7 separate regions of the Mus musculus genome follow, and regions 2, 3, 4, 5, 6 and 7 are each linked to region 1. The links are chromatin loops, found by intact Hi-C in ENCODE. Cell type or tissue: heart. All regions are shown on one strand.

Evidence for each region. A loop is a pair of places that touch in the nucleus more often than their neighbours do. Peaks named below come from ENCODE experiments on the same cell type or tissue, not always from the same donor. Only the 100,000 strongest peaks of a DNase experiment are listed, where the experiment ranks them.
Region 2: it touches region 1 in a loop (8-fold over the local background); 38 of 42 quality-filtered maps call a loop at or near these places.
Region 3: a loop joins it to region 1, with 3 times the contacts of the local background. A loop is called at or near these places in 8 of 42 quality-filtered maps.
Region 4: a loop joins it to region 1, with 2.5 times the contacts of the local background. A loop is called at or near these places in 4 of 42 quality-filtered maps.
Region 5: it touches region 1 in a loop (7-fold over the local background); 21 of 42 quality-filtered maps call a loop at or near these places.
Region 6: a loop joins it to region 1, with 5 times the contacts of the local background. A loop is called at or near these places in 2 of 42 quality-filtered maps.
Region 7: it touches region 1 in a loop (8-fold over the local background); 8 of 42 quality-filtered maps call a loop at or near these places.

What each region holds. Positions count from the first base shown.
Region 1 is chr1:55,402,705-55,406,704 of GRCm38, forward strand. Plcl1 (phospholipase C-like 1) reads left to right here and starts at 3,242. Exons shown (of 6, transcript NM_001114663.1): 1 at 3,242-3,926. The coding sequence starts at 3,684. It also overlaps the pseudogene Gm8531. In heart, a CTCF peak has its summit at 1,847 (motif pointing right); DNase peaks (open chromatin) are centred at 3,127 and 3,897; H3K4me3 peaks cover 1,524 bases; H3K27ac peaks cover 1,327 bases; H3K27me3 peaks cover 1,039 bases.
Region 2 is chr1:55,734,797-55,738,796 of GRCm38, forward strand. The region is part of intron 5 of Plcl1 (phospholipase C-like 1); the gene reads left to right. Among named protein-coding and RNA genes, the nearest start is that of Gm32949, 150 kb to the right of the region's middle. In heart, a CTCF peak has its summit at 1,772 (motif pointing left); a DNase peak (open chromatin) is centred at 1,745; H3K27me3 peaks cover 1,211 bases.
Region 3 is chr1:55,570,673-55,574,672 of GRCm38, forward strand. The region is part of intron 1 of Plcl1 (phospholipase C-like 1); the gene reads left to right. Among named protein-coding and RNA genes, the nearest start is that of Gm39642, 60 kb to the left of the region's middle. In heart, no CTCF peak of the experiment used is centred here; a DNase peak (open chromatin) is centred at 1,729.
Region 4 is chr1:55,487,395-55,491,394 of GRCm38, forward strand. The region is part of intron 1 of Plcl1 (phospholipase C-like 1); the gene reads left to right. Among named protein-coding and RNA genes, the nearest start is that of Gm39642, 23 kb to the right of the region's middle. In heart, no CTCF peak of the experiment used is centred here; a DNase peak (open chromatin) is centred at 2,087.
Region 5 is chr1:55,836,382-55,840,381 of GRCm38, forward strand. No RefSeq gene overlaps it. Among named protein-coding and RNA genes, the nearest start is that of Gm32949, 50 kb to the right of the region's middle. In heart, a CTCF peak has its summit at 2,013 (motif pointing left); no DNase peak of the experiment used is centred here.
Region 6 is chr1:56,975,622-56,979,621 of GRCm38, forward strand. It overlaps a transcript of Satb2 not described here. Among named protein-coding and RNA genes, the nearest start is that of 9130024F11Rik, 6.2 kb to the left of the region's middle. In heart, a CTCF peak has its summit at 1,682; a DNase peak (open chromatin) is centred at 1,710; H3K4me3 peaks cover 2,167 bases; H3K27me3 peaks cover 3,177 bases.
Region 7 is chr1:55,754,043-55,758,042 of GRCm38, forward strand. It overlaps Plcl1 (phospholipase C-like 1), which reads left to right. Exons shown (of 6, transcript NM_001114663.1): 6 at 1-243. Among named protein-coding and RNA genes, the nearest start is that of Gm32949, 130 kb to the right of the region's middle. In heart, a CTCF peak has its summit at 1,907 (motif pointing left); no DNase peak of the experiment used is centred here.

The sequences.
Region 1 (4,000 bases):
CGCTAGCCATCTCACCAGCCCCAAAGCAAGTGTTCTAAAGATATTCATGGATAGATTTCTGTAGTGTTTCAATATGACAAAACAATCACTTTGGCTTAAAAAAAAATGACCCTATCACTTCTCACACGATGAGATTTCTAGTACTCAAGGATCCCAGAATCCCACTTGAGAGAAGAAATCAAAGATAAGAATTAGCAGCAGCAGAACAAGCTGAGAGCACTTGTGAGTTGGGGTAACTCGGAATCTGAGACTCCACTTAACAACTAGGCAGAAACCGAGCCAGGTCTAATAAACCTGAAAATGCGTAGCTGAAAATACGTAGCTGAAAGTCAAATAGGCCAGCTTGGCGCTGCTCATCGCGGGAAGTCACTTCAGAACTGAACTCTGGACCTAAGAAATAGCCAGTGAGAAAAATCAAGACTCCCTCTATTGCTGAGACATCACAGTGAGAGAGTAATTTTGATAACTACTTTCTATGTGCCAGATAATTCCTTGTAAAGAATTCTACTCCATTTTACATATAAGGAAACTAAGAATCAAAAGTTTCAAGTAGAGGCCTGCAAGGTCTCTATGTGACTCACTGGATGAAAGCACTTATCAAACCTGACAATTTGATTTCAATTCCTGTAATCCACATGGTTGGAAGAGAGAACTAATTGCTCCAAGTTATCTTATAACCTCTGCACACACCTACGGTGCGCATGTGCGCACACCCCCCCCCCCACTCTCCACAAAATAATAAATAAAACATAATTTAAATTAGGCTTGAAGTCGCTTGCTGAAAGCTACAACCAGCTAAAAAGCAAGAGAATCAGAGATATGTGCTAGATGGTAATTTCAGAGCCCGTGTTCTTCCTGCTACATGCGTTTCTCATAATAAGTAAGTTCCATCCAGGCACCATTGTCCTGGAGACTAAAAAATGGTTCCTCCACTCCCAATGTCATTCATGCTGGTTATGACAATGTCTTGCAGCAGGCCCAGCCCCAGCCCCATTGCTCCTAGAGTTTGGATCTTGACTGTCCCCCAAACCCCATGCAACTTTGCTCTCTTGGGAGGTGGTAGAACCGTAAGAGTTGGGACTTAGTGGGAGTTTTTCTTGCATCAGGAGAATGCCCTTGCAGGAAACTGTGACCTTGGTCTCTTCTTGCTCTGATTTCTTGCCTCTGTGAGATAAGCAGGCACATGGGGGCATTTTTAAATTTAAAATGGCAGGCAGGAGAAGCCTTCTGAGCTTATGGCAGGAGACAGCAGAAATGAAAGACCCTTTAGATGTACTCCAATATTCTCAAGGCCGAGTGAGTTAGACAACCTCCCTGAAGAGCTCAGAGTCTTCAGCAGTTTCTGTGCATTTGTGCTCGCAGAAGGTCACAAGGGACGAGTGCAAAGGAAGGGAAGATGGAGTGCAACTGGTCGGTCGTGAGTGGAAACAAAACATTTTGCAAACCATATGCTCTATGGATGTAAATATATATGGATATAAATATATAATCATATATGGGTATATGGATGTAAATGTGTATGGAAAAAATATATATGGATATAAAGGCACACAAGCCTGTAGGATAGGAAACACTGGTATATAAGACTCATATAGGAAAATGACGAGGGAGATATCTGCAGCTTTACAGTCTTCAAAGGACAGCTCACAAGTGGCAAGTTGACAAAAGTATCAGAAAGCAGACACCCTGACATCTGTAAAAGACAAAGTTAGGTGTAATAATGAGAGAGCATCAGAAAAACAGTAGCCTAAAATTGGCTATACTTCTGAGGACAAAATATATTTTCTATGTAACAGTTATGAGAAGAAGCGCTTGCTATTTCGGTTGTAGTTCTCAACATCTCACTAGAGGGCAGTGTTGCTTCTAAAACCAGAGCTGGCCTCTCATCTAGAGGACACTCATTTCTGGGTTGCACGTATATTTAAAGAAAAGGTAAAGTCAAGTCTTTCCAGTCTTCCCTAGGAGATGGTAAATGTCAAATGTGAATTCTCCCAAGAGCCCCATCCAATTTTGACTGGTTGTAGCCCCAGGGGAGCCAGATAAAAAAAGTGAAGAGAGCTTGGAAGGAACTGGGTAGCAGATCTGATTTTAGTGTCTGTACTAACCAGTCAGTAGACAAGGTCCTTGGGCTTTCATTTCCTCTGTTAAATAAAAGAGCTGCCCTAGATGACTCCTAACACCCCAGCTCATCCTTAAAATGCTAGAATTTTAATAAATTTCTGGCCCTGAAGGGCTGAAAAATTTCTTGGTGCTATTGGCCACGTAAGGAAGAAGTAAAATCTTGAATTATGAAATAATTAGTAATTTAAATGCATTTAATGATCTAAGTGAGATTCAGTACGTCGTCCAACTCTCCAGGGACCTTAGAGCCATTGTCTACATTTGCTCATGGTGTGATTAATGCTACCGAATCCCTGCTCTCCTCTTGGTTACTAGCTTGGTGGAAGGAGCAAAATGTAATGATTTAGAATTATATGTAGAAAGGAGGCTGGACCCTCGTCGAGAACGGTTTAGGGTAGAGACTAAACCTGCCAATGACCTTGTCGCTATGTGGCTTCCATCATCTCTGTGTTTCATTCGGCGGCGTTCCCAGGGTTTTCGTTGCTCTGCTTCCTCTTACCCTACCTACCCCTTAAACCCAACTCCTTGTTGTATTGACTCAGATTACTGAGTGAATGTAGAATCCGCTCATAGAACCCGAGACAAACTGTGGAACTCCAGGGTCCTAGTGCGTGGACTTCACTTCTAAGGATTGGCAGGAGAGCCAGTGATTGACCCTTGGCTGTGCCAAGTGTCACTACTACACCCCTCCAAACACTCTAACCTTCTCGCTCAACATCTTCTTTATTCCAGATTTGCTGTTTTGCAGTGTTTCCTCCGTCATCTCACTGCCGCCCGCAAACCACCCCACCCGCGTCCCATTTCTTGAACCTTCAGGCCGCTTTCGTCTCCTTTCTAAACTTCCTAAAATGTACTCTGAGTGCCTGTGGGTGCGCACACTGGCGCGCGCATCCTCGCCTAGTACCGGGGCCAGCTGGGCTGGGCAGGCTCCGAGCAACAGAACACATTCCATTCTTCGCGCTCGGGCACACCCCTCCGCGGTGAGGATTGGTCGGCCCGAACCCCCTCGGTGAGCCTCGGCTCCTGAGAGGCCGGGGAGCCTGCCAATCCCCACGGGCTGTCAAAACAAGTCTTCCCTCCCTGTCACAGGCGAGCGGAGTGGAGGCCGCCCCGCCGCCGCACTTCCTGGGGCCGCCGTGCTGCGGTCGGCGGGCAGGTGGCTGGTGGCCGATCCGCAGTCGCCGCTCCGGCCGCGCACGTCCCGGCTCCGAGGCTCCTGGCTCCGGCGCCCACTGCCTTTTGTCTGCACAGAGCCGGCGCTCGCCTCGCGTCTCCAGTACCTCCCGCTGCTTTTCGCCTGCTTCTCCCTCCCGCTCACATCTTCTCCCCGCCCCCGCCGCCCGTCCGCGCCGGCCCGCTGACCTCCTGGACCACAGCCCGAGGACGCCTCTGCCGGAGCGATGTCTCCTTTCTACAAAGTTGTGGCTGCCACTGCAGCGGCCGTGGCGCGCTAAAACAAAGTCTAGCGGGGTTTCCTTCTGGTGCCTGAGCGCACCCGTGCCCGGGGCTGGACGCCGCTGGCGGTCGTGCTGTCTCGCCGGGAGCCTAAAACGTGCTTGGCTATGGCTGAGGGCGCGGCTAGCAGGGAGGCTCCGGCGCCTCTCGACGTTGCCGGGGGCGAAGACGACCCCCGAGCCGGCGCCGACGCTGCCTCAGGGGACGCCCCACCCCCGGCCTTGGGGGGCCGGATGAGGGACCGTCGCAGTGGGGTCGCGCTGCCGGGCGCTGCGGGGGTCCCCGCGGATAGCGAGGCCGGCCTCCTGGAGGCTGCACGAGCGACCCCCCGGCGTAGCAGCATCATCAAGGTAAGCGGAGCAGCAGCGGCCCAGAGCCTGGTATGGGTGCCGGGTGGGTAGGGGACATCCCCCCTCCAGCCCCT
Region 2 (4,000 bases), 330 kb after region 1:
TGGTGTCTCGCACTGTGGGCAGCAGATTTTCATTGAGAACACTGTCTTGGCTGTTGAGTCACAGCAGGATAAGCAAAAAGAGGAAACTTGGAACTGTTAATTCCTTAGAGAGTGAGGATGGGCATACCTACCTAAACAACTGCTTCTGTCAGCAGGACCCGGTGTGAATCTCACCTCCATCTGGCCTTCAGAAAGGTGAATGAGGCTTGCTCTTGAAATAGAAGCAGATCTCCTTTTCTTTTAGTATTCTACACGTTGAGGTTTTGCATTTTGAGTCTGCTCCTTATATGTGTTCCTACTGAAGAATTCTTTCTGTTTTCCCAGTTCCATAAAATGAATGCCGTGGACACAGACGCCTTGGAGATTTTCACTTTAACATGCATTGAATGTGGATGCAGTGCGGGCCAATCTGCATGTGCTCCAAGCACAAGAAAAAAAAAAAAAAAAAAAAAAAACTAAAGCAAACCAAGGAAAGAGTAAATGAGTGTGAACTACAGAGCTGACTGTGGTGGCCTAATGCCCTTGAAATGAGCATCGTTTATGAAAAGGTGTGCTCAGAACCACAGCTTAGGAAAATGCTGCATGTGGAGTGTGGCTGTTTGCTCTACTGCCTCTCAGGGTCGCCCTTGGAAGGGAGCTTGTCCAGATCCACTGATTTCTTGTCAGTGCCGAGATGTCCCCTGGAAGGTGCCAGCCTGGCTGTTTGAGTAAGTGACTGGGGAGAGTTAGAGTGGCCCAGGGGGTCCCACCTGAGACTGTTTAGGATGCTCTGTCGACGTTCACTTAGGCAGCACTGCAAACATGGCACTGTGGAATGTGTACAACGTTCATAAAGGCTGTTTTCTAGGAGTGCGTACAGCTTCCTGAATCTCTGGGTAGCAGTTATAGAATCCTGTAGAGGGAGGTGTGCGTACGGCCTTAAATTTGTTTCTAGAAAGGTGGTTGCTTCTTGCTGAGTAATTTTGTTTAATGGTTGTTTATGCTCTTTTCTCCTGGTAGTTTCCATTTTCACTATGTGCTCCAAGTATGGCTGTCCCTCTGAGGTTTTGACTCCTTGTCATATCTCTCTGAATACTCACTTCCTTTGGTTCTGCCTTACAACTTCTTCATGGTCCAGTCCCAAACAAGTCCTCAAAAAATTATATCTGTGATTATACATTTTCAGAAATCAAGGAAAGGTAAGAGAGTAAGAGATCAAACATTTTGCTGTCCTTGACCATGCGGACAGGCCTGTGGCATCTCTACTGTATCCTGGTCTTGTTCTCTTTCTTGGCTTATAAACCTGAGTTGCTATCATTCATTTTGCACTATTAGCAAATGAAAAATATGGAAACATTTCCTGAGGTAACTGACAGATAAGAAAACTGGTTTTAACTAGTATTGGAAAAAAAGTACTGTGTGTGCGCGCATGCGTGCGTGCATGCGTGAGTGTGTATGTGTGTGTGTGCGCGCGCGCGTGCGCTGCATAATGGTGGAAAATAAGCAGCAGTGGATGGTGGGCTTTTGGAGATGTTTGATTGACAGTTTCAGTGTTTACTAGAACTGTTTTCCACCTGAAGTCTGTGAACAGCATGTTTACCTAGAATGGCAGTGTTGACTTACGCAGGTCAGTGACACATCGTTGTATTTGACAACTTGGGAAGCTATCAGAATTTATTTGCAGCTCTACATGGAAGCAGAGGAATGGACCAAATGGCTTCCCAAGGATGTTTCTAATCCCTGGAGCCCAAGATGCACTGGCTCTACCCAAGCCCAGAACAGGGGTGCCCCCTCCTGGCCGATGTGAGAATTTCTCATTGTATGGTGCTAGACATGCATGGAGCATAGGAAATCTCTGCTTTTACTTTTAACTTTAGGTAGATTTATGCATACTCAAGCTAATCTGACTTATATTTTCATTTCTTGAGTAGACTTTCCATGTCACAGAGATAAGGGGCTCTGAAGTAAGGAGAAAGAACATTAGGGTACTGGGATAAGCCAAGTTTGAGAAATAAGCCTCAAGTTTAGGCTTGTCTCTCTCCCACTTCATAGTTTGCCCTGTTTCCTTTCACAATTCATGGTTTAATTATTCATTGTTCAGCTTAACTGACTTTATACGTAGATTTCTTATACACATAAAAGACCTTTAGAAATGAATGTGGCCCCTCCGGCATTCTTCCTCTCTGTCCTCACCCACATCCAAACTTCTTGACAAAGTTGCTTAGACATGCAGAGTTCACCTCCTTACCTCCCACTCATCCTTAGCCAACTTTCATCTGTCTTCTCCCCCGCCACTCCATTAAATCATTTTCCCAAGGTCATCAGAACCTTGTTGTGAAATACTGTGAACACTTCTCGGCTTTTCTCTTACTTGATTGGTTGTGAGTGTCTCCCTCCTGCTCCTGGTTCACGCTGCTCCTGTCTCCTTACTGCATCTCTGGACTTTCTCCCAGAAGCCTTTGCAGATCCTTCCCTCCTGCTAAATTTTGGTGTTCCTCTGAGTTAGAGGTAGGCTCTCTCTCTCTTTCCTTCTCTCCCTTTCCTTCTCTCTTCCCCCTCTGTTTCTCTCTTTCTCACTCTCTCCTCTCCCTCTATATTTCTCTGTCTCTTTTTCTTCCCCTCTCTGTCTCCCTCTGTCTCTCTGCCTGTCTCTTTCTCTCCTTATCCCCCTCTCTGTCTCTTTGTCTCTCCCTCCTCCTCTCCCCCTCTCTGTCTCACTGTCTGTCTCTGTCTCTCCTCTCCCTCTCTGTCTCTCCCTCTTTGTCTCTCTATCCCTCTACCGTCTCTCTACCTCTCTCATCTCCCTCTCTCTCTCTTTCTCTCCCCCTTTCTCTGTATCTGTGTCCCTGTTGTTTGTCTGTCTCTCTCTGTCTCTTTCTATCTCTCTCTGTTTCTCTCTGTGTCTCTGTCTCTGCCTCTCTCTGTATGTCTAGAGATGGTTTTGATTCCTTTCTGTTCTGTCAGCTCGCAGGCCTCTCTTGTAGTGGTTGTCTCTGCTTATCTTTGGATGATGCTCACTCCTACATACTTCATCTGTCCCACCACATGAAAGTATCCACACTACAGCCAAGCCAGAGCATCTCCTGTCTGCTCTAGTGACTCCTGTCAGATTCCTACCTCAAAATAATGAAACTGAGATTCTGGGAGGGAGATCTTTTTTCTGATCCATGCTCTTTTGGATCAGCCTCCGGGTCATCTCGCTAAGAGCCTTTTCTTCTCTCAGCCCTCACCGCCACGGCTGTCTTTCCTTACCATGTGTTTTTTAATTCTCCTCTTTCGTATATGCTTCTGCCCCTTTTATAGCACAGCAGATGGGGCTACTTTTCTAAACATAAAAAAATGGCATGACCACTTTCCAGCCGTGGCTTCCTTAAGCCCTTCCTGCAGCTCCCAAAATCCCTCTGCACAAGCCTGTGGCTGCTCTTCCCCACCCCCCCCCCTTTCCAGGTCTCCTCTCATCATTTATTCCAGGTTCTTCCTACTCTGAACTTGTTCTCCTTCTTTAATGGCATGGGGATGTGATGCAGTCTGTCCTTGACGCCTCAACAGCCTTCCTTTGAGCTGGGGAGATGGCTCAGCCAGGAAAGTGCTTAGAAGTGTGAGGATCTGTAAAAAGCCAGGCTGGGAGGTGGGCACCTCTAATCCCAGCACTAAGGAGACAAGAGAATTCCTAGAGCTTGTTGGTGCCAGTTTAGCCAGATAAGTGAGAGTTACTTTTGCACAATGTGTGTGTGTGTGTGTGTGTGTGTGTGTGTGTGTGTGTACGTGCACGCTTCCCTGAGCTCCGGCTGTCATATACCACCACATCTTCAGGATTCCTTCACTGGTGTCTCCCTTTTCCTGTCCCTTTGCATTCCGACAGGTGTGCTTGCTCTGAGTTCCCACATGATCCTGTTCTTCCTCACGTAATTACTTCCGTCTCTCCTTCCCTATTCGGTAGTCTTTCCTGCTTCACGCAGTTACATGGATTTTAACACAGCGCGTTTGAACCAAGCTCTAATTAATGAATAAACCTTTAGAA
Region 3 (4,000 bases), 170 kb after region 1:
CTTTATGTTAGTGAGTTGGGTGTCTTACACAGACTTCTCTGTCCTTACCTCCCCCAGTGTAATTAAATAGGTCTAAAGTTTTCAGGGTTGTTTGTTTGTTTGTTTGTCTGTTTGAAAGAGAAGGTCTTTCCCATAGTTCAGATTGGCTTTGAACTCATGATCTTTCTGCCTCTGTTTCCTAAGTGCTGGTATTGTATGAGTGTACTTTTTCTCAATACATTATTATATGGATGGAAGTTTCTGGAAAGAACCACACCTTACATCGATCCTCAGCAAGGATGATTGACTGGTCAACACCTCAGTGTGGATAATAGTCCGGTTAGCACTTGAGTGAGAATGGTTGGCCGGTTAGCTCTTCAGTAATGTGGAGAGGTTAATAAGTGTCAGGTCCAAAGCATAATTATTTGGTCCATGTCTAGCCCTTTAGTAGACGTTTGTCACCTTTTTCTGTATGAATCTTACATCCTTACGACTATTAGATAAGTCCTTGAAATGTACCAACAGACCCCTAATATCTAACAACCGAAAGGCTCAGAATGCCATCTGAGGCCTATAGCTAGATTTCCCTACTCTTCTGTCATCTGCCTAACTGATGTTTCCCACAATGTATTTGCAGAGTGTCTTGATTTATGATTTTCTTTCTTCTGTTACTATAAAAATCCACAACCTGTGTTGGAATGTGGCATTTGTTGTAAGCTGGGGTCATGGTTGCACAATAAAGAACCACATAGCCCTTCTCAGGTGAGACTTGCGCTATTTGCATTGGCAGTGATGACGGTGTAAATGTGTTGGCACTGCTGAGCGGTGACAGTATGACTCCATCTTCTGCCTCATTTTCTTGTTATCATTACATGGAGCTAGTAATTGCTTTGTTTCAGCCTCTATTTCCTTTTCTTTGTTGGAGCCTTCCAACATTCTCTAAACAGTCTGTAAAATGTCTCCAAGTGTTCCACATGGTCAGTCAGATAATCCCACAGCGCCATCAGCCAGAGGCATGATGTCATTCTGGGTATGTCCATTGTGACTCTCCCAGGGGTCCTGAATTCATTCATCTTTTCTTATTGCTGTTTGTTTATTACTCTATTTTTGTGAGGCAAATTCTCTAGTAGCTTCTTGCAAAAAGATAGTCAGAAATGAATTTTGTATATTTTTGCCTCACTGGGTAGATAGGCACAATGGACTGACTGACCAGGGGCAGATGACTCAGGTGGCTTTTTTGTAGCTGACCCCCCGCCTTCACCGACCCCTGCAGAATATTTTACAGAAATCTTTCTTCTCTTAGGCAGTTCATTTTCCCAGAGAAGAATCTTCATTTACCTTGCAGGGGAATAAAAGCAGCCTGTTGATGTGGATTTGAAGGATCTTTGTGTTCAGTGCACAGCTTTATTCATACAAAATGTTCTTCTCAGTACTTGCCCCCCTTAGTAACTGCTGTGCCTGAGTCTCTAGAGACTCACATTTCTAGTGCGTGATGACAATTAGTTCTTAGGATCCGGGATATGCTTATAAATATTTTCAAGATTTCTAAGAAATAAATAAGCAAACAACATCAACAGAAGAAACAACAAAACAAAACAAAACAAAACAAAACAAAAGCCAACTCAGAAACCAAAATTCAGATTTGTGATATTGGCTGGTGTTGGCTGTACAAATGTTCTCATGGGGGTTGAGTTCAAGCTACTGGTGTGGGGTTACCACAGAGCTAGATCACTGCTTATCATGAGGCCCTGCCAGTCCTGGGGAAGCCAGCTGCTGCTCATCAACCACCAAATCTAAGACAGTCTGGTTTTAGTGATAGTCTTATCTCTCAGAGTATCCCATGTCTCCATTTGTTAGATCTCAGGAGTGAATTGCTTTAACTTTCCTTTTCTGTGTTAAAATGTTTTCTGAATCTGTCCCCATTCCAAATGTTATACCAAGTCACTCCTTCCTTTTACTGAAGTAAGAGTTTATGTTTTTGTTTCCTGACATCTACCTGGTTTTGGAATTTTAAACCAAAAAGGAGCAAAATCATCTTTCCTTTGCGTCTTATTTACTTTTCTGTTGCTGTGATGTAACACTCCGAGAAAAGCAACTTAAGGAAGGAGGAGCTTATTTTTGGTTATGATCAAGGCACAGTCTATCATGGTAGGGAGTCAAGGCATCGGGAGCCTGAAGCAGCTGCTTGTACTGCACCTACAGTTGTGGAGCAGAGAGAGACAGCTGCAGGCTGGTGTTCTGCTCACTGTCTCTATGGTCCAAGACTTCCCTGCCCAGGGAATGGTTCCAGCCACAGTGGATAGGTCTTCTGATCTCAATTAAGCTGTAATGATGATAATAGTTGTGTGGTTAGTGTTGTCTACTGGACAGAATCTAGGATTACTGGGGAGATGGGCATGCTGTAGAAGATTATCTTGATTAGTTAGCTGTTACAGGAAGACCACTGTGTTGACACTATTCGCTGACTGGGATCCTGGACAGTATATATAGCAAGCTCAACATTACCATGTGTTTGTTTGTCTCTCTATGCTTTTTCAACGTGGGTAGGGTGTGACCAGCTCCCTCAAACTCCTGCCAGTGTGATTTCCCTGCCACGAGGGACTATGGCCTAGAACTATGAGCTAAGTAAGCTCTTCCTCCCTTAACTTGTCTTTGTCAGGGTGCTTTACCACAGCATCAGGCAAGAAACCAAGACACTGCTTTCATGAAGCTAAAAGACATACTCTTTTATAACAAAAATAAAAACTAGCTATAAATGACATCTTACCAGGCACAGTGGCACTTATGTATAATCTATGTCCGTGGAGAGCAGCGGCTTGTGAGTTTGGAGCCAGCCTAGGATACATAATGAGACACTGTCTCAAAAAACAAACAAACAAACAAACAAACGAAACAGCAAACATATCATTTGCTGCTAATACGATTTTCAACAATTCCATTAGATATTTGTTTAAGCCTTTAATATATAAGGTTATGGGAAGTAATTTCTGACTTCAATATGTAGGCCAAAATGTTCAATGTAGCTTTAACTATGCACATTTTATATCAGGTACCTATGTGGAAATCATTGCAGTTTATGGTGAGATTTTGAACTTCAAAAATATGGAGGGAAGTAAGTTTAAGGAGACAGAGATTTTATTTACTGTCTAGTCAGTGTTCTATTGCTGTGAAGGGACACCATGACTATACCAACTCTGATAAGAGAATTTAATTTAATTGGGGCTTGATTATGGTTTCAGAGGTTTAGTTTATTATCATCATGGCAGGGAGCATGGTGACAAGCAGACAAATGCTGGAGCAGTAGTTGAGAGCTATATGCTGATCTGTAGGCAGAGAGAGAAAGAGAGGGAGAGGGAGGAAGAGAGAGAGGGAGAGAAAGAGGGAGAGAGGGAGGAAGAGAGAGAGGGAGAGAAAGAGGGAGAGGGGGAGGGGGAGGGGGAGGAAGAGGGAGAGGGGAAGGAGAGAGAGGGAGAGAGAGAGAGAGAGAGAGAGAGAGAGAGAGAGAGAGAGAGAGAGAGAGAGAGAGAGAGACTGGGACTGCCTTGGGCTTTGAAAATCCCAAAGCCCACCCCCAATAACACACTTCCTTCAACAAGGCCTCACCTCCTAATCCCTCTCAAGTAGTGCCACTCCTTGATGACCAAGCTTTCAAATCTATGAGCCGACAGGCTAGCTAGTCTTATTCAAACCTCACCTTTACTTCCTGCATGGCTCACATTGGTCCTATGGCAGTTGTATCTTTCCTTTTTGGAGATAGAGGAAGTTGGTGCTAGGGACACGTTTAGTCCAATTTTGGAACACACACATAATCTATCTATCTATCTATCTATCTATCTATCTATCTATCTATCTATCTATCTATCTAGATATCTACACACACACATCACAATATTTGTAGATATTAGTAACACAAATGTCTTAAAGTTCTTTCTATTCTGTCCATAGTATGTTATTTTATGATATTAAAATATTATTTAGACAGGGTTTCACTATTTAGACCATGCCAGCCTAAGACTCACAG
Region 4 (4,000 bases), 85 kb after region 1:
TATTTCAAAAGTGTGGAAATGCAAACCCAGACCCTCTGGGACTGGAGTTACAGATGGTTGTGAGCCACCGTGTGGGTGTTGGAAATCAAACCCTTGTCCCCTGGAAGGGCTGCCAGTGCTCTTAACAGCTCAGCCAGTGTAGTCTCCCCTCCCCCAGCCTGAAACCTGCTTGCTCAGGGGTGGGGCTTCCCGCTCAATCATTCTGCCACGTGCCGCTTTGCTGTTTGGAGCCATCACGTGATCACCCTGCTACTGGACTCCAAGATTATTTGGCGGGAATTGGGCCCCTCCCCCTTCCTTCATAACGGGAGTGCCGAAATAGTAAAAATTGAACCTTGAGCAGAGACCTTTGTCTTGGTTCCTTCCTTATCTCGTGCAGCCCAGCCCCTCTTCTCTTCCAGGTTTCCAAAATGCCTTTCCAGGCTAGAACCCAGGTTGTGATCTACTGGTCAGACACAACAAGCCAGCCTTGAGTCTCCATGAATCTCTTAGTGTCTATTGAGCTACTTGTTTTGAAACATTGTTAGGCCTGCAACTGACATGTTGGCCAAGGAACCTGCTAACTTTTAGCACCTCAGGGAGGTATCAGAAACTCTCTTAGACAATCATCCCCTTTGACCTTTCCAAACAGCTTGTCCAGGTCAGGTCTTCAGTAGATGAGAGGTCAGAGCAGGCTCTTAGCCCCCCCCCCCCCCCCCCCCCCCCCCGTTCTTATTTATGGTGTATTTGCTCGGCTGTGCTGAGCTTTGTTGCTGAAGAAATTAAAGAGTGGATTAAAAATATGTTCTAATCCACTCTTTAATAAGTTACTGTTTACTTGGAGGAAGATGTTAGTTGACTTGAAATTGTTATTTTTTTTTCCCTCCTGGTTTAATTCAAGAGTTTAGGGTTGATTTAATCTGGTCCTGGAGTTATTTTCCTGTAGGTTAGGTAGCTACTTCCCTTCTCCACACAAGTAGAGGAAGGCCTTTGAATTCAGTGCAGTATCCAGATAGCACCATTAGCCACATAACTTACTTTTTCCTTTACACTAAGCCTAGACAGCACGTGGGGTGTTGAGTCACTGCTCTCTGTTTCCTCTCCTAGTCATTTGCATACTTTTCTCTTCTCCCTTTTACATCACTGAACTATTGGTAGACTTCAGGGATGGCCTTGAGTTTTATATGAAGTGTGCTTCCTCATCCAGGGTGGCATTGCACCTTAATGGCAATGGCCATGCCGTAAGTCCAGTCTATATTTCATCAGCTACATGTGATCTCAGACAACCCAACTCCCCTAAGCTTCCATTTTTCTTCCCACATGAAAATTGAAGATGATGAAGATGAAACTACCTACTTATTGAGCGATGGGGTACATCAATTAAGAAAGCTCCGTACAGAGTCTCCACATAGACTCTCAGATAGTCACTTTTGTGATTGCTGCTATAATAGTTGGTATTTTATTGTTGCACTGTTTTTGTTTAAACTGCCTTTTAAATTCTGTTTTGTTTAAAATGAGTCTAAGACAGATTTGAGTAAAAGGTTTTTCATAATAGAAGAGAAGCCAGTGGTGGCTCCATTGTCCCAGTCAGTTAACATGTGGTACTTACATAGGAAGGAAGTGAGTAACTCCATCATAACAGGCTGAATATAATTATTTGGTTGATTACTAGGTTTTTAATAGGAGCTAGCAGCATTCCAGCATTGATCTTTCCAATTACATGATCATATTGAATCATCATGGTATAGGAAGGTCTGTTAACAAAGGTCTAAGATCTCCTATATACCAAGTTGTAATTGCTCCAGCTTTCCAGGTGAATTATTTTTTATTATGGAATTATTCAAAATGATGTTCATGCTTACTTAACAAAAAATCTTTTCTGCAAAATTAATAAAAACTTTCTTATTAATAATGTATCACAGACATATGCTTCTTTTGGGAACTAAGAAGCAAAAATAGCCCAGCATCTTTTAGGCTGGCAGCCCACAGACAGAGTACTCTTTTTTCTTTCTATTCACTGCGACTTGGCCAGCAGGAAGATCTGTGGTGTGGCCAGTTGACGAGCAGCCAGCTGAGGAGCAGCCCTGGACAGCATCATTAAGCTGTGCCAGCCGGGGACTTCTCTCTTGAGAGAGACTCTAATGGGCTGGGTGTTCACAGCCGTGTTATAATTGGCTTCTGCAAAGTAGAATGTAGATACTGCTATCCCCACCCATCTGGTTGTGGGCTTTACACATATGTAAATAATGGAACCCTTACTGTGGCTGTCCATGGGGCTTATGACTCAGAACTCAGACACCCATATGGTAAAACGTGTCATGCAGCCAGGATTGGGGGTGGGGACATCATTGCCTCTGTGCCTGCCCATTATATCGATCTACCAGCTACAAGTAAGAAAAATCTAAACAAACAAAACTAAAATGCAAAAATGAAAACAAAAAACAAAACAAAACAAAATGTTGGCTCTGTGTATTTGTCCATTGACAGGTTATCAGCACATCAAAAACACAGACCTTTAATTGTGATGCTAGACACCCTGAACAGGATTTTAGATTAAAAATATCAAAACAGTGGGGCTGGAGAGATGCCCCAGTCGATAACAGCACTTGTTGCTCTTTCAGAGGAGCAGCAGTATGGCTCACAACCATCTTGTAATTCCAAATCCAAGAGACCCAACACACTCTTCTGGCTTCCTCAAGCAGCCAACACACACGCGGTGCACATAAGTATATGTAAGCAAAACATTCATGCACATAAAATAAACTTAAAAAAAAGGACACTAAGAGACAAACAAAAATCTTTTATATGCTATGGTTAGTTATCACTGTTGCTTACTTACTGATTTATTTCTTGATTATCTCTTTGTTTTATCTCCATATTCAGCTTCTAACAATACCTTTCATTCCTCTTTTTGTATCTGCTAACATTAGCGTGAATAACACAATAGTGTCTATAATAATTCTTTCATCAGAATGTAAGCACAATTTCAAAGCTGAGGTGTTGTTTATAAACTTCCCGGTGTACAGAATCCAATCTGGAAAGAGGATACTTGTGAAAATACTGACCAAGTTCCATCTCAATGGCTTGTAGTGACATTTCCAGATGGGTAGGCAGGTATTAATCCTTGGTTTTAAAAACTTCAGAACTTTGTTAAGTTTTGCTTATTTGAGATAAACTCCATTTTCTTTTGCCATTTTCAAAGGTAACAACAAATGAATATTTCATTGATTAATGACTTATTTAAGTACTTCTACCTTGGAGAATTAGATTAATTTTGAATATTGAAATTTGAAGCTATATTAAATTATTTTTCTTAGAAAAGTAACTGTAATATTATGAAAGGATGATAGACCAGTGAGTAAATCACTTGTGCAAGTGTGAGCATGAGCACCCGAGTTTAACCACAGTGCACAAAGAAAAGCGGGGTGTGGTGATGCATGCTTCTGGTCCCAAGAGCAGGGCCAGCCAGACTCCTTAGCGAACTTCAGGCCGGTGAGAGACCCTGTTCATAAGGGGAGAGATGCCTGGACCATTATACCTGAGGCTGGCCTTTGGCCTCCACATTCTTCAGGCCAATGCATGCACACACACACGCACACGCACACACACACACTTACAAATATGTGCACACATATATACAGATGAATGTATAAACACAAAACTATAATGGTTCTAGTATAGAAGAGTAAGGATATACAGGTTATGTATGTGCATGTGTCCATGCACCAAAAGCAAATTAAAAATGCTTAATAATCTTGCCATATGAAGATAACCCAGGTTAAAATTTAAGCAGCAAAGTGATTTTTAAAAAATTTACAGTTTTATTACAGAAAATGTATTATCATAAAAGTAAATTATCTGTTTGAAGTGACTTTGAAAGATTTATTGATGCTTCTTAAACCTTCTAAATCATTTAAAAAAAGAGCAAGAAGTTTTTACCTGAAATTTCATTTAAAATTGTAAAAGACAAAAATTAAACAAGATTAAGCAGTCTTTTCCTTACATTAATGAATTGGTAGTT
Region 5 (4,000 bases), 430 kb after region 1:
TATTTATATGAAATTACACGAAAGTGGCAATTTGCCAAAAATCGTTATACAATGGATTATATCATAGGCATATTTTCTAACTCATGGTTCCCCAGGAATCCTTGAGAGCCATATTTGGCTGACTCCATGTTGTTTGAACCTTTATGTGATTCTTAGAGCCTTTCATTCCCTTCCAATACAATTCTTCTCTGTTTTTCTTTTCAGTGAAAGAGAAAATATCAATAAAACCATGTTTGTAAAATATCAATAAAACCATGTTTGTATTTGACTGGCACAGAAACATTAAATTTTGATAGAGATATCCTTAGAAACTGGTTCAGTGTTGCCATGACCTGGGTGGTTAAAAGGTAAAGAAAGTGCAGATACTTAGAAAGCCCAACTCAACCTGTCTGTAGAGGCCTCAGTTAGCACGGAACTTTGTTCTATGTTAGTTGTCTTAGGACAGAGGTTTTCAACCTTTTGAAACCCTTTAACACAGTTCCTCATGTTGTGGTGACCCCTAACTGTAAGGGTGGGTCTAATGCTAAGTTGCTGTTCCTTAATTGGTTCTTGATGTGTCAGTAAAGAAGCCATGGGCCAATTGCTGGGCAGAAGGGAAAGGCAGATAGGCAGGACTTCCAGGTCCCTGGAGGCAAGCAGAGAGACACAAGGAAGGAGAGGAGAGAGAAAAACCAAGCAGCCCTGTGAGATTTCGGGTGGAACTGTGGCCTGTGGCCACTCCTGCAGACAGGCACTTGAGGATATTTAGCTGAGACTAGATGTAGCTGAGCAACTAAAGTTGAGGGCAGGCAGAGAGGTACAGAGCTAAGAGTGTTGATATGGACACGGTTTTTCGGGCAGGAGATAAGTAGTGCCCAACAACTGTGCCAAAAGGGAAAATTGCAATGGAACAACTGTGTGTCTGTGCCTTTTATCCATGGATTCATGGGAAGTTGGGTGGGGGCTGGTAGTGTGGCCTGTTCCCGGAGCTTAGGTGGGGTAGCAAAAGCTGTATTCAACACTCAACCATAAAATTATTTTCATTGTAACTTCTTAACTGTAATTTTGCTACTGTTAGGAACCATATTATAGATATATGTGCTTTCTGATGATGTTAGGTGACCCCAGTAAAAGAGACATTCAGGCCCTAAAGGGGTCATAACCCACAGGTTGAGAAACACTGTCTTAGAGTTTATTATGACACCACTGAAAATGTATTTTTTTCTGGGAAAGGGGTGTTTAGGGTTTCATTTCCTGCTTTGCTCCTAGACTGTGAGCCATTCAGTAAAGCACAAGTCTGTGTTTCCTGCCACCTCTTGTTCAGCTACTACTCCATAGGAATGGATAAGGAATACATCTGAATTGGGTTTTATATAATGTTCTTTCCTGGTGCTTGTTCTAAAAGTCTATTCTTAAAACAATCCTGCCAAACTCTTGATGATTTTGACGTGGTAATATTCAGTTATCGTAATAAACTATGAGAAATATGAATGCTAAGACGCATTAGCTATTTGATAAAGCCCATAGAATAAAGCTCAAGAATGAGACGATTTGAAACAGTTACATATTAATAATAGTAATTTGGACAGTATTTTCAAAGGAGATGCTCCCTTGATCATGACAGCATAATTTGGTGCCTGACTTCATTGACTAAGATGACTTAAATGTCATCTGAAGAGATCAACAGAATCCATGGGTACACTGTAGTCTCAAGTTATTGACTTCATCGACCTCAGAGATGTGTGCTTCATGTCCTTCCCCTACTCTTCCTCTCTGCCCAACAACGGGAGCAAGGATACTGAACACTCTGAGGTTTGTGAACTTTGGTCTTCTGGGATCAAACCAGTGTTAAGGAGTAACCCAGACCTTTCTATTTTTTTCTGCCCTGAGCTACTAGTACTTCCTGCTATCTATTGTTAGCAGAGATTTGGGTTTAGGAAAGCATTTCTCTACTGTGGGGAAAATCACAATGCAGCTGACAGGAGTCTCACGAGGCAGTGCGAGAATGCCTGCCTCTACACTGCCCTCTGCTGGCATTTCTCTCAACCAAGCCTCTCTTCCAGTAATTCTTAGGATCAAATTCCTTACTTAGTTTTGTGCTTGGAGCTGTGAGTAATAGGAAATACAGTTAAATTAGATACACCTGTAGTTTCAATGTTTTAAAATATTTATCTATTTACTTACTCACTTGCTTGCTTACATACTTACTGCTTTGTTTGGTTGCTTTGGGCTTTGCCCCTTATATGTTAATCTCACTTTTATACTGCCTGAAGTGCCAACTGACTAAATCAGTTCAAAGTGTCACAGCAAAACACTATATTATCTAGAATAAGAGATGGTTCCTTTCATTTTGGGTTACCAAGTAAAGGCCATCAAGTAAAGTCCTACACATTGTACCAATACTAGGGACAACCACGGTCAGAAGGAGGGTATCACACCCAGAAAGCTTCCAGCTTATGCCTAGAGCCAGGGGGTTGGACAGTGCCTCAGACTTGTTGCTTCATGATGAATGGCAAGTAAAATGGATGTGAAACAGCCCGGGCTTCAAGGTCCTCAGGACAAAATCCTTCTCCTACAGAGAAGAAAAGTAGTCAGTTCGATCAATATGTTAAGAATGTTATAGGGCTCTACTCTATTTGAGGATTAGGTCTTGTCTGACCTTTCAGACGATGTCAATGCACAGGATGATGATTGCCTAGCTAGGGTATTTGCTCACTCTCTGGGAAGAGACTAGAAACCATTCTGTAATTGATATTTCCTTCTTGGCCACAGGGTTGGGGAAGAACATGTTTCCACTGGGAAAAGGGAGGTTACTGGGTACAAATAGCACATTTTTCTGCCCTTTAACAGAGAGCTGAGCTTTCTCAGCAGCACGAGGAGAAGCACATATGCGACTCACCTTTAAATGTAGTTAGCAGTTTGTATTATTTGGACATCAGCTTACCAAGTACAAACCATGAATCATTTTATGATATATGCTTCATAAAAGATGCAAAAATGTCAGTTCTTAGCACAATGTTCTACCTCATCACTCTCTCCCACAAAATAAAAACAAAGCAGTCCTCAAATGATGGAGACACTGGATTATTATCACATATTCCTTTAAAATTACCTACTGCTTCAACGAATTATGAACACCATGCAAACGTCCATTAATCAAACCCTAAGGTCCTAGCTGAGCGCTTTAGGGTAAAGACCAGAGTCTACTTTTTATGGCCTGTCTCAAGTAATTATCACAATAATAGCTCCTTTTGGAAACTACTTAGAAATATGCACTGTTTTCTCCCTGTCAAAACATTTATAACCCCTGACATGGGTAGGAACACTGCTCTGCTCAATCAGGGACATCAATAAGCAGTTTGATGGCCTGTGATGAAAGATACTTAGAAAGATCCGACTCGAAAGTAGTCAGACCCTTCACAATAGTCATAAATAAATATCAAATATCTTGGAGTGACACTAACCAGGCAAGTGAAAGAGCTGTATGACAAGAACTTCAAGTCTCTTAAGAAAGAAATGAAAGAAGACCTCAGAAAATGAGGAGATCTCCCATGCCCATGGATTGGTAGGATTAACATAGTAAAACTGGTCATCTGACCAAAAGCAATCTACAGATTCAATGCAATCCCCATCAAAATTCCAACTTAATGCCTCACAGATACAGAAAGAGCAATTCTCAAATTCATCTGGAATAACAAAAACAAACAAGCAAACAAACAAACCCAGGATAACTAAAACCATTCTCAAAAATAAAAGAACTTCAGAAGGAATCACCATCCCTGACCTCAAGCTGCACTACAGAGCAACAGTGTTAAAAATTGCATGATATTGATACAAACAGGTAAACCAATGGTCACTTGATCTTTAACAAAGAAGCCAAAAACATCCAGTGGAAAAAAAGCATTTTCAACAAATGGTAATGATTCAACTAGCATTCAGCATGTAGAAGAATGCAAATCCTTTCTCCTTGTACAAAGCTCAAGTCCAAGTGGATCAAGGACCTCCACATAAAACCAGATAT
Region 6 (4,000 bases), 1.6 Mb after region 1:
CGCTTGCTAGACTGCTTTTCTTTCTACCCAGGCCTTTGTCCTCTTAAGGCCTGTTTTGCACTTTTAATGACAATGGTGTTTGATTTCTCCTGTTGCCTCTGCGGTTTTGGCTGTGCGGGTCCTCTGCCCAAGTCGGCTTAGGTTGTGTGCTAGCCTTAGACCACCTAGGCCCGCCAGCCCTGGTAGGACGCCGCTTTGCGTCTTTTCGGCCACGATCTCTGAAGGCCCAGCATTTACCCCCAGCCTCTCTGGCTCTCAGAGGCACTTCCAAAAGTGCGCTGCCTCTTTTAGAGCGCTGAAAGTTTGTGCTGCTTCTCTCTCTCTCTCTCTCTCTCTCTCTCTCTCTCTCTCTCTCTCTCTCTCTCTCTCTCTCTCTCTCTCTCCACCCCAGGGCACTCATTTCAAACTTCATGGAAACCGCCACCTTAAAAGCCTTCGAAGGGACGGTTTCTAGGAATCAAGACGGGCCAAATGCTTCTCCTGGAGCTGGCCCCTCTAGGGGCGGGAAGTGGGGAACGAGAGGGACTTATTTCTTACTAAGGGTGCCTATGCCAATTTTGGTCTCGGACTGTCCCGTGGAAAGTTAGGCGACTAACACTTTAAAAGACCTCATACTGCCTCTGCATTTAGATTGCAAATCCAGCGAGTCAAGTGGGCAAGGAGCTGGAGGCCAGGAGACTGGGGAACCCGGACGGGCCTTGGGGCAGCTCCTCTAGAATGAGTTTAAGCCAACTTTCTCAGACTGCTCTGGGGACTGACCAGAGCGCAGCAGCAGGCTGCTTCGTTATTACCCAGCTTCCTCGTTGGCATCACAACCCGCACCAGGCAAAGATAATACGACTCGCAGTTAGTTGCCCTGGCCGCTCTAGGGTCCTGGGGGGGGGGGCGGTAGGACAGCCTAGGACATGGTGGGATTCTCCTAGAATCTGGAGAGGAACGTGCCTGTGAGGCCTGGTCAGAGATGAGACTGGTAGGGTGGTGGGCAACTAGTTCACGAGAGCTACCAAGGTGTCTGGGAGCTGGAGTTCAGGACAACACACCGAGGCCAAAGCCCAAGGGGTGGGGGGAGTGCCAAGCGTTACTCCATCAATTGTGCCAGGGAAGACCTGTAACCTGTAGCTTTCTGTCAGAGAGCCTAGGCGACAGAGATGGGCGTCTGGTGTGGCTCTGCTTTCTAGAGAGAGAGTAGTGAGGAGACAGGTTTCAGAGCTGGGAGAGTCCTTGGGCTCATTTGGTTGTCAGATTCCTGGTCACCATGTGGGAAATCCGGGAAAGGCAGGGGACTTCGCTGGCGACGCATGGCATAAATATACCCAACGCCGGGGCTCCTGGGATCGACGGATTTTTTTTTTCAATGCCTTAATGGGTAATTTCCTTCCGTAGCAACGAGAAAATGACTGCCTAGTTATTGTAGTCTATGCGTAGAAATCTACAGCAAATGATGGAAATTAACAAGGCAGGAGGGAGAAAAGGCCAAAGGAACCGCCGCGGCCTTTCGTCCCGATCTTGGGGCTGCGCTGTTTTTCTCCGGGAAACACCTAGCGAGGCCGAGAAATTCAGGCCTAAAGCGAAGATCTAGAGGCCAAGAATAGTGACCAAGGTCCCTCCACCTCCAAGACCAGGTCACTGCCAGGGGTCCCCGCCCAGAGTCGAGGCGATGCCTCCCTACAGCGCCACCGCGTGGGCTGCGGCTGAAACCGGCTGCGCTGGCTGGAGCGAACCCTTCCGCAGCGCCGGAATCCTCAGGTTAAAGAGGAGTGGAGCGGGTGCGGTGCCCAGTCCAGGACACCATCAGACTACTCAACACCAAACTGTGACCGCGTATGCAAAACATCCTTGCCTGCAGTTGCGCCCAGACGCTTGTGTTGAAAACTACACCTAAAAAGAGCAAGACATGACATTCCACCAGCATCCCAAACTTCTTGGCAGGCCGATCCACACCACCCTAGCCCGGGCAGGGGAGTTCAGGCCGTCGGATGCCAGGCAGCCCTAACCGGAGCAGTCGCCGGAGCTCACTGCGACTTCGCTGCTAGGCTAGAACTTCACAGAGTTGTTCAAGCCAGGACGCAAAGTCTAGGCACTTACTGGAACCACAGAGAAGGCGCGTAGTCAGTGTATCCTGCGGACCAAATTGCCCAGGGACTGCTTAGAATACTTCCTTGGATGGCGCTTTCACTTTTTTCAGGGTCACAGGAAGCCCACCAGGCACTCGCTTAGTCCAGTTAGGCTTGTAGTCTGAACTAAAGTCCGGGTGACAGAGACTCTGCATCCCGGGACTCTGTCCTCTTCATGCACGGTGGGTGCCTTCCCTCCGCGTCCTGAGGACAAGCCCAGCAGAGCTTGGCGTCTCCTGGCGCCGGTCTGGAGTCGCATTAAGACGTGGCTTAGAATGCTTTGCTAGGAAGGGTGGTGGTGTTGTTTAATAAATTAAATTCTCTACCCACCTCTACCCATCCCCTCACTCGCACACAGTGGAACTGCCAGCAATTGAAGGGAATAAATAGCCTACTCAGAAAGGTGTGAATTCACCTAATGCCCACCCTAATTATAACAGGAGCATGCCCTGGACACCCGAACGTGCAAGTTCCTCTCCGGGCCAGATCTGGGTCTTTGGAACCAGTGACCAGTGCCACCCAAAATATATCTCTGCAGTCGGGAGGGTTGAATTGCGGCTCTCCGCGACAACTTGGCCTGCTCTCCAACAGCCTCAGCAGCAGCAGAGGTCTGTTCATTTCTGATACCTGGTACCCGTGACAATCTTACCCTGCCAAGCCTCACAGTCCCGGCCAAGTGGCTCACCTCAGCTCTCTGCGCTTGCCTTCGCCCCTCTTGCTCAGTCCCTAGTGAGAAGTGGTGGGTCAACGAGGCGCCGATGCTGGCCGCTCACCTCCAAGAGCCAAGGAAGGTGCCCTAGGCGTCGCAGGTCCAGCCCCGGGGCTGATTTAAATAACTAATAAGCTCAGAGAAATTTTACGAGGGGAACTTTTCCTTTTAGTATCAATAAAGCTTAGTAATTGGGTTTGTTGGTTACCTATGCTTCTCTCTCTCTCTCTCTCTCTCTCTCTCTCTCTCTCTCTCTCTCTCTCTCTCTCTCTCTCTCTCTCTCCTTCCCTCCCTCCCCTCTCTCCCGCTCTCCCTCTCTCCCTCTCTCCCACTCTTCTCCATGTTTTCAAAAACGGAGTGGCTACGTGGTGTGCATTTGTGTAGTGTGAGTGTGAATGTAAGGAAGGTGTTTGTTTTGTTCGTTTTCAAAGCACTTAGCATACAGAACAATCATGATTTGCGCTCAGGAGTGGAGAGTTTTGAGAGGTGAACAGTGGTTATTTCGGAAGAGAAAAAAAAAAAGCACAAGAAAAATAGAAGAGGAAACACTTTACCATTTTTGTGTCACAGTTTAAGAAAACGGCAATGTTTCCTTAATATTGCCTTTTAACTAATTTTCACTGTGTTCAGAATCGTAGATTTTAGTGATAATTTGGTTTTAATAAAAGTCTACTCCATAATACAATTTAAAATTTTATTTCTACTTCTATTTCGAGCATTTTTTTTGCAACAGTAGATATTTTCCTGTCCATGTATTAAGGTTTAATTTTTAGGATAGAGAAGATTGTTCCGTGTACAAGAATTGCTTATAGTCAATTAATTAGTGTCTTTACAGTAGTTTCAATCCATACAAAAATCTTGGAAAGTAAAAACAACTGGAGTGGTTTTCACTAAGCAAGTGGGCTTCTTGTTTGCTTTGTTTTTCTTCTTTTACACATGGAACTTAAAGACTGGACTTAAAAACAACTTGAAAATGTGTTATACTGAAATTTACCTGAAGTTAAAATCTGTTTCAAAGGCAGCACAGCTAGTATATACAGGTGTCATTTAAACGAAATGAAGAACATTTTTGCCTCAGTATTATTAATAGGAGCGGATACTAAGTGGTCAGAGAAAAAGAAATGAGATTGAGTTTTCCAGGGGGCAAAGTGTTGGCTTCTGAAGTTACCAGAAGCAT
Region 7 (4,000 bases), 350 kb after region 1:
GATATTGAAGTTCAAAAACAGACAAATCTATAAAATAAAAATAAGATAAAATTATCACATAGTAACATTTTGATTTTTTATTTCCTCAGACATTAGATGTAACTGTGCATGGTATTTTAAGAAAATTGATGTATTTTATTTGAATGTTTTTCAAAAAACAGGTAAACATAGTTTTGAGAGATGAAGAAATTTCATATTTAATTCAATTTATTATTTTCATTAAAAGTTTGGAGGTTTTAATTACCCAAGACATCTTTCCTTCCTCACCTTAAAACACACACACACACACACACACACACACACACAGTGCTTCTTGGTATTAGTTGGAGATACTTCTATAAAAAGGACAAATATTACCTCATTAGCCAGAAAACCTCTTCACTCATGATGCTATTTCTGGTAAGAGTGAACATCTAAGTGGTAATCTTAGGCCCATATAATAATTTATGAATATTATACTATGTCTTGAATGTGATATTTCATAATATATTTAATAGACTATTGTTAGACTTTTTCTACTTTTAAATTTTTTGATATGCAACATTACTGTGATAAAATCTATTATAAAGTTATTTAAGTTTTTCTTTCAAAGAAATTTCTACAAGTGGTGTGGTTGAATCTAAGGTATTTTCAAGCATATGTCTACATATGGTATACAAATGTTCATGGCACTGTTATAATAGTCAAAAACAAGAAAAAGTACAAGGGTATGCATAACAACTGATAAAAGACAAAAGCCATGTGATCATAAAGTGGATTTTAGTATATTTTATTAGTTTTTAAAAAAAATGTTTTTAACTGAAATAGAATTACATCACTTTCCCTTCCCCCAGACCCTTCCAGGTATAACAAAAGCAGGGGGAGATTTCAATTAAGAACACACTTGGAGCTCTCTGGGCCAAGCCAAGCCGTCCTGAGCAGCCTGCTGTCCCAGGGGTTCCTCCATTCTCCAGCTGCCTTTCCTCCACCTCCACCAGACTCCTGAACCATACAGACAGGAGCATGTTGTCCTCTGAGAGACTCCACCCAGCAGCTGACTCAGACAGATACAGACACCCACAGCCACACAGTGGATGGAGCTTGGGGACTGTTACAGAAGAATAGAAAGTAGTGTGGGCCCTGAAGAGGATAGGAACTCCACAGGAAAACCAACACAGTCAACTCACCTAGAACCTTGGGACTCTCTGAGTCTGAACTGTCAACCAAAAAACATACACGGGCTGGAACTAGGCCTCCCTGCACATATGTAGTACATGTGTAGCTTGGCTTTCATGTGGATCCTGAACAACTAGAGTGTGGGCTATTCCAAAAGCTGTTGCCTGGATGTGGGAAATGGGTCGCCTTGTCTGGCCTCAGTGGGAGAGGAGGTGCTTAGCCTCACAGAGACTTTAAGTGCCAGGGTGGAGGGGGATACCCACCTGCTCAGAGGAGAAGGGGAGGGGGATGGGTGAGGGGTTGGGGAAGAAAAAATAAATTTAAATAAAAGGAAAACAATTTCATACACCTGCAAGAAGGAATTTCAACAAGAAAGCAGGGTGTTTCAGTTAGCAGGCAAAAGGATACATTCCATTGTGATCATTTAAATACATCAAGTCCAAAGAAAAATTATTTTTTTTCTTTATAAATTCAATCCTACATGCAAGTCTAATAGTTAACGGAAAGGTGATAAGTCAGGGAAGGGTGCACAGGAGGAAGTAGACGAAAGGGAGACCTCCGAGAGGGAGGATGCACTGCTTATGGACACGTTCTCAGAAATTAAAATTATTAAACGCAACAAGTCCAGGTTAAACTTTCAAGTCTCCAGTCACCTGCATGATTAGGGAGAGGGATACTTGGTTATAATTAATCACACAGCAGATTGGCACACCATGGATAACGAGCTGCTCAACACTGCCCTCTGCTGTCAGTGCCATGCTAGTTGCTCTCGGGTGTGGGGAGTCACTGACTTTAGAGGAGTCAGCCGAGAGTACATGGTACATGCATTGACAGCTGTAGCTAGAAATAAACTCTTGATTACTATATAACATTGAATATGCGAGGAAACTGTAACATTTAAGGAGATTTTTAATATCGTCAGTTCAATCCTTAACGTTTACTACAATGAATTGTAGTTTAGAGTCTGTTATAGTAAATATAATGGATATTTTTAAATAAGAGGAGTTGAGAAATAAGCAAAGCACTCAAATTATTTTGTGGTTGGACTCCATACCATCCGTTCTGTCAAAGATGACAAAGATACACATGTACAGGGCTTCCCTGATTTTTTCATCAGTCTACAATATGTTTTATACATTATCAGTTACATCTACTTTCCTTGAGTATGTATCAAAGCATGTAGCTCAAGCAGTGAATTCAATTTGCTATTATTAAATATGAAATAAAGTTTAAGCTATTTTATGTTCCTTTAGTTATTAATCATATCTTCAGGTATCAGCCAGCTGAATGGTTTATCAGAATACAATGTTTTTAATTATTTCGTTCAGTTTTGAGATCATCATGCCATTTTCTTTCCTTCCTTCCCCCCCCTCCCCCCCGTCATGTCTTCTTTTTCTTTTACAAACTCATGGTCTCTTTTTTCATTAGCTTTTGTTAAACACACACATTTATTCCTAAATACTTAAAGTACAGCCTGCTCAGTCTGTATAAAGCTGTATGTGTGTTAAGTGAGTAACTGATCGGCATGCCACTCCCTGGGGAAGAATTCGTTCGTTCTCTTCAGTTCTTTATTAGAGCTGAAGACTTAAGGGCTTTCACCATCCGTGTTCCTTAATGAAGTGTGAGGTCCACACTCATCTGTGGGCAGAAGGATGAATATTTAGAATGGGGTTAGGGGTTAGGTTGGGTTAGTAAGATGGCAGTTGTAGTTTCTCCTTCAAGATCAGTGATGTTTCTAGCCCTGCTTAGTTAGCTAGGGTTCCAGACCTGTCATGGTTTCCCTCTTGTTGAATGGGTCTTCAGCCCAGTTAGAGAGCTGGTGGTTGCCGCCAATCCAGCCATAATGGGTCATTATTGTGGTTTGTAACTAGGTGGGACCATTGGTTTATTCCCTCCTTTGGAAGCTTGCATGGCTACTTCTAGTCCATGGAAGCTAGGCCACAGGGAGGAAGGAAGCTTTCAGGTCTGTCCAATCTAAGGGGCATCTGGGCCCTGGGTCTAAAGTGCATGTTTTCAGCAACAGGGACTTACCTTCTACCTCTGGGCAAGAAGTGGGGTTTCATGGGGAGACATCCAAGGCCAATAGAGACAGCCTGTTGTGTTTGGGAATCTCTTGGGTAACCTTGGCCAAACAGTAGCAAGAAGGCCTGGTGTTAGGGGTTTTGCTAGATGTCTTTGGCTCTTGAAGACAGCATTGTAGTCCCAAGGGGAAATTTTCATTTAAACTATTTTAGTGTATGTTTATATTGAACTACATGTATTATAGCTGTTGTGAGGCAGATAGTAATTAGTTATGACTTAGGGGGTCTTCACATATCCTACTGTTGTTTACCTATCCTCTTCCTCTGTACTTATCTCCACCCGCATTAGTGCTCTCCCACCTTTCCATTTCCCCCACCGGATGGATTGGATCCTGCTATTTTCCTCTCTACTGCTCCATAACCAATCCTGGAGCCCCTTTATTTTCCTGGTTTCAAAGGGTTCTCAAAAGAAGAAAAAAATTGCCCAATTTATTTCTAAATATCTCATGAATTAAGGGAGAATCAGAATGAAATGGAGATTATTTTGAGTTCAAGTTAAAATTAATTAAATTCAGAAATACACCTTCTATTTTTCAGGAACTAGAAAAATAGAAGATTGAACCCAGTGGAAAGAAAGAAAGCTTATAGCAGAAAGTGGTGAAATAAGATTAACATTGAGTGGGACAAACCAGTGAAACCAAAGTTAGTTCTTTGGGAAAGATCAATAGAATCCCAAGCTTCTTACAAACAGAAAAGAGGGGAAAAGGATAGGGCAGCGATTCCTTATGCTGAGTGAGAAGGAATCCCCTCGATTCAGATTATAC